2 separate regions of the Homo sapiens genome follow, and region 1 is linked to region 2. Evidence: chromatin contacts called from ENCODE Hi-C or POLR2A ChIA-PET data. All regions are on one chromosome and are shown on one strand. Each heading gives the region's core, a stretch centred on a gene start or an enhancer-like site at or near the end of the contact. The rest is flanking DNA. Distances are from core to core; before and after follow the strand shown. Region 1 has its middle 17 kb from the start of LINC02767. Region 2 has its middle 39 kb from the start of MIR29B2CHG.

Region 1 (2,864 bases), core at 219-2,718, 80 kb after region 2:
CAAATAGTGTTTCACCAGAGAATTTTGAGAGCTTTATATATTGACCATGAGACAAGGAGGGACAGGGATGACTAGAGATAGAGAAACCAGCTAGGAACAACCACAATAGTCCATGGACCAACTGTGGCTTTCACACTCATTTTTTTTTTCTTTTTGGGAGAAAGATAATTTATAAAGGTCTCAACTATTTCAAATGTGTGTGTTGGTTTTTTTTTAATTTGATTTAGGATTCAAACTTTACTTCAATATCAGAGGACTCTGAAGTTCTCTTAGAAACATTATCTAGAGTCATTTGCTTGCCAAATATTTCTAAGTAGCAACAACAAAAACAATTAAATTCTTTGTAGTTAAAAGGCCTTTCTAGATGTGAAAAAGAACATTTGCTCATAATACCATTTAATTCTACTTTCAGTCTGTGACCTCAGGCATCCTGAGACATCCAAATCCAATTTATTCTGGAAAATGTTTTAGATTTCAAAATTTCAGATAACTAGAGCCTATATTTCATTTTTTTAAAATTTGCATACTCTTTTAAAGTTTAACACAAGAAAATCAAAGAAGCCATAATTACTGTAAATAAAAAAATAAAAATGCATTTTTTAAAACCCCAAGAAATTTCCCCAAATTTCACTAAAACACTGTCATTAATCTATGTATTAATCCATAAAGATTTCTGAAAGGTATAAAGGATTTAAAATGTCAATTACATTTAATTCTCATTAGTTCTAATTAGTGAGTACAGACAAATACTACCTTCAAAAATACCATTTTTTTAATATCCAATACAAATTAGGTTGTCTTTTTACCGGCTTATACATTTTTTTTTATTTATTATCCTTTCTCAAAACGCTTTTTCACTCTCAACCTTCTTTTTAGTGATTGGGTTTTTGTTCATATACTTTCTTCACAGGCTTTTCCACTTTTTTAGAAAGCATTTTCACTTAACAATGTGGAGAAGATGACAATGATAACACACAGGTTTAAACAACACAACAAGCAATGCAAGCAAAATAGAAGCCATCTTACAGGCAAAGCAGCTAGATCCAACTACAGGGCACCCTATACCCTCCTGCCCAAACTTGTGTTCAAATTATAAGTTTTCACTGGCCCCAGCATGCAGATATTTTATAGCAGGTTTTCAATTAGGGTACTGCATGTGGGATAAAAATGGACGCAAGCCATTACAGGGAATATTTGCAGAGTGAGAATTCAGGTAGTAAGGGTTATCTATATTGTGCTCTGTGCGTCCACTGTCTTCTCTAAAAAAAACTAGGTGAAAAAAATTTTAATTAACAAAATATATACAAACAAAATACAAAAACACAAAAAGGAAGACAAATTATTATATTTATTTTCTTATGGTTTGCATTCTTTCTTCTGATCAGACAACAAATCCCTTTGTGGAAGTGACCTCATTTTACAATTCAGTCCAACAAATGATGCTGGCCGCCCACGTGGTGCCAGGCACAGCGCCAGGCACTGGAGGCAGGGAGCTACTTATGACGCAGATGGAGCACCAAGGCTGAGCTTGTCAGCTTGCTCCGGAAAATGTTTGTTTCCTCCCAGTTTCCATGTCTGGATGCCTTGTATCTGCCGCTAGGTAACTGGGTTATTTCTCCACAGCACTCCCCTCTCCAAACAAAAGCTTTCCCCAACCATAACCAGCAAGACAAAATAGCAATCTGGTCGTTTATGTTGATATTCACCCAAAACGTGGTCATTAAAATAAGAGCATCAATTTTTACGTCGCTATTAATTACTTATCATTGTTTATAATGCTTATATATTTTAGAGCGAAATATAAAGAAATAAAAACAGGGAAGTGCAAACTGAGTATCTACCTCCCATTAAACTTCAACTTTAGTTCTAACCATTTCTTTATCTAACCCAGTTTTTCTTATTTTGTAAAAACAACCTTTAAAGTGTCCAGTGCCACAAAATCCTAGCTTTTCAGAGTTTCAGAAACTAGAGTCTCTTTCTCTCTCTGCTTCAGGGCTTCTGATAGTTCTTGGGTCAAAAGCCTGTAGTTATTTACGTATACTTACTAGAGAAAGGGCATTCTATTTTACTGTTTGCTGCCATGAATAGACTCTGACGCATTTTAACTGGCCGGCTAGACTTTCAGAGGAAATCTGGCTTTAAGCTTTCAGAAGAGACCTTCCTCTTTCTTTTTCTTTCATAGTTAGAAGAGGAGTCCGGGCACGGTGGCTCACGCGTGTAATCCCAGCACTTTGGGAGGCCGAGGCCGGTGGATCACCTGAGGCCAGGAGTTGGAGACCAGCCTGGGCAACATGGTGAAACCCCGTCTCTACTAAAAATATAAAAATTAGCTGGGCGTGATGGCGCACGCCTGTAATTCCAGCTACTCGGGAGGCTGAGGCAGGAGAATTGCTTGAACCCGGGAGGCGGAGCTTGCAGTGAGCCGAGATCTCGCCAGTGCACTCCAACCTGGGTGACAGAGTGAGACTCCATCTCAAAAAAAAAAAAAAAAAAAAAAAAAAAGGAAAGAGCAGGAAGACAATGGCAAGCACTGAGAAGCACTTATATACACAGTCAGGGCAAAGATTTCTTGCAGTAGTCAGGGTCAGACTGGCTTCTTCCCCTCCTTGCCCTTGAGACAGAGTCACCCAGGCTGGAGTGCAGTGGCGCGATCTCAGCTCCCTGCAACCTCCGCCTCCTGGGTTCAAGAGATTCTCGTGCCTCAGCCTCCCAAGTAGCTGGGATTACAGACGTGCGCCACCACACCTAGCTAGTTTTTGTTTTTTTAGTAGAGGTGGGGTTTTGCCATGTTGCCCAGGCTGATCTGGAACTCCTGAGCTCAAGGGGATCCAGCCCGCCTCGGCCTCCCGAAGTGTTGGGATTAC
Region 2 (2,792 bases), core at 30-2,529:
ACTGAAGAGCTCCTGTGAGGAAGATGAAGAAGTGACCACTAGAGTCAGGATCATGGGAGTTACCATGGACCTTGCCAGGAGCACTTTCATCAGAGTGGTGTGAGTCAAGAGAGGATGTGAACACAGCAAGGACTGAAAATATGGAGGGACAGATGATGGGGCAGTAGCTGGGAGAGGTGACCAAAGAAGACTTTTTGAAGATGAGAAAGCCTTTGGAAACGATCGAGCAGGGGGAAAAAGTGGTGATGCAAGGAGGAGGGGACAGGCTGGGGCAATGTCGAATATGTGAGAGTAACTGAAATTTAGGGCAAAGTAGAAGGCTGCCCTCGGACAGAACCATGAAGAGTTCATTTAGGAAGAAGGTAGGGAATACAATATATCCTAGCCATTTGAAGTCTTTTGTTTTGTGTTTTATAATACTATAATGTATTTTAGCACAGCACTACTTTTTATAAATTATAAATACACACACAAACAAGGGGAATTGCTCAAAAGTTTTAACTGATATGGGCACACAATCAAAACGATTAAAGACCACTTAACTGAAAGAAAACAAAACATATCATCAGAGGCTGAACATGCCTTCAGTGACAAGGAGATATGTATCATAAGGATACTAGGTTTTATATCTGAAAATATACTTTTATTAACTAAGATTTTTTTAAAGGCTCAGACACTATAATCCAGTAACTACAATACAGTTGCATTTGAACTGAAAATGCAAAAATATAAGAAGAATCATGGACCATTCTCAAAATCAGAGCATCACAGGAGTCAGAGTCTGATTATTTACTTACATAAAGAAATGTAAATCAGTTAAAAGTTTTATCAGCAAGACAGGCCTGAATTGTATCATCATATTTAGCTACTGAGGCAGACTGGCTAACCAATACACAACGAACAGCAAATCAAGAAAGTGGGCCTGTCATCTGAAAGGCTGGCAGGTAGCCTAACTGGAACAGGCAAAAGCCCCAAACCAACCTGAAGTCCACAAAGCCACAGAAACATCCAATTTGCTCAAACATATTAGCAACACTTGGCTTTTGCCAAGCCCTGTAACAATTCAGAGCCCCCCTCTTTAAACGTGTTCATTTAGCCTCTCCACAATCCACCAATTCAGGAAGCTCTCCATTTTAACTTTCAGAGCTATCCACACTCAAGCCCAAAAGTGTTACATGGATACACACAAGGCCCAAGCAGCACCACAGTTAGAATGCCGGGTCGTGTGGCTATGAGACACAGGCCTGCCACAGAAGCCATGCCTGGCTTCTTGAACATTCTAGGCGCACCTTTGTCAACCACATAAAATGACAGCATGAGAGCATGAACACCAAGCTATAAAAACGTGGCAGGTCTGCCTGCACAGAAGTGACGGTTGTGGTCACACTGCTCAGCTGGGGTGAACGCACGGGGAAAACTGCCAAGCAGCAGCTCTCCTGTGGTCAAACTGTAAGCTCCAGGAGTTGGGCCCTGTCTGTCCTTTTCACAGGTGTAGGCCCAGTGTCCAGTACAGCTCCTGAAACAGAGCAGGCTCCCAAGAAACATCTACTGAAGGAAGGGAAAAATGACTAGCTACATTAAACCATAAAGGCAAGAGGGATCATGAAAAAATGCTCAAAATCATAAAAATCATCTAACAAAACTCAGGAAGCTGTTGATGGCAGCTGACTGGGAAGAATCGTGGGTAGCTAAGTAAATCTAAAAGGTAGAATTGCAAAACATAAATTCTTTTAAGAATGACCATAATCTTTATTAACAGAGCCTTGAAGATTTGTCATCAACTAAATGAAACATGAGGATCTTGTTTGGAGCCTGACTCAAACCAACTGGCTGTTTTCAAAAAAAAAAAAAAAAAAGAAAGAAAGAAAGAAATTGAGACATCGAAGGAAAGTTAAACACCATTTGGATATTTGGATGACAGGAGATATTTAGGGATGACTGTGCTTTTTCAAGGTGTAATAATACCACTAGGGTTAAGTTTTTAAAAGGTATTATCATTTAGAGATATATTAAAAAGTATTTATAGATAAAATAATACAGGATCTAGGTCTTGCTGTAAAATAATCCAAGAAGGGAGTAAGAAAAAGGTGGGTGAAGGTATAAAAGAAATGAGAAAAGCCATGTGTTGATTACAAGTCGAAAAACTGGGGGATGGGAACATTGAGGTGTATTACGCTAACTCTATCTTTGTGTACCTGTGAAAATTTCCATTGACAAATTTGAAAAAAAAAAAAAAGACTAACCATAATGTCAAACCATAGTTAATTTCCTCGCATTTGCCGCACTGTTGGAAAATAACTGAGAGGCATTTTTAGTCATACATGGACACAGTGGTTTCTGAGGAGACCAGCAGAACAGAGCTGAGAGTCCCATCTTTTCTTTATCCCTGCCATCATGTTCATCTGAGACTCACTTGTGTCATTTCTGCTTTCATCCTAGGCCTGAAGAGGTCTCCATGTTTCCTCTCACAATGGCTCCTACTCTCCTTCCACTCTTCCCTTCTCTGCCGCTGGTTAGTTCTTCACAATTCTGGTGGCCCTCTGCTATACCCAATGATCCTGACTACCTCTAACCCACCTTTGTAGCCAGGTTATATTCCTTCCTTCTCATGGCCCTAATGCCAATGGATTCTGTCATGCCCATACAGCTTTAACCCTTCTCTTTTCCTTAAAGGCAGTCACTTAAAGGCACTCATCGTCATACATCCAAGTATGTCCATCTTCCCCCAAATTTGTCACACTTGCTGCGTTAAGCACCTCTCTTCCTCCACTTACCCACTCAGATTCCTCCTG

Evidence for each region. Hi-C counts contacts between places; a loop is a spot of excess contacts on that map. ChIA-PET counts read pairs that join two places held with the same protein, here RNA polymerase II (POLR2A). Pooled maps may share reads with other maps.
Region 1: POLR2A ChIA-PET joins it to region 2 with 15 read pairs in BJ. The contact joins two enhancer-like sites. A Hi-C loop is called at or near these places in 1 of 37 single-sample maps with no recorded cell type and 5 of 50 pooled maps. POLR2A ChIA-PET finds 5 or more read pairs at or near these places in 8 of 52 experiments (BJ, GM12878, HEK293 and 5 more).

What each region holds. Positions count from the first base shown.
Region 1 is chr1:207,940,368-207,943,231 of GRCh38, forward strand. No RefSeq gene overlaps it. Among named protein-coding and RNA genes, the nearest start is that of LINC02767, 17 kb to the right of the region's middle. Within about 2 kb of position 1,469, at least 15 of the 41 ENCODE cell types and tissues checked have a DNase peak (open chromatin) inside an H3K27ac peak, as active enhancers do.
Region 2 is chr1:207,860,657-207,863,448 of GRCh38, forward strand. No RefSeq gene overlaps it. Among named protein-coding and RNA genes, the nearest start is that of MIR29B2CHG, 39 kb to the left of the region's middle. Within about 2 kb of position 1,280, at least 8 of the 41 ENCODE cell types and tissues checked have a DNase peak (open chromatin) inside an H3K27ac peak, as active enhancers do.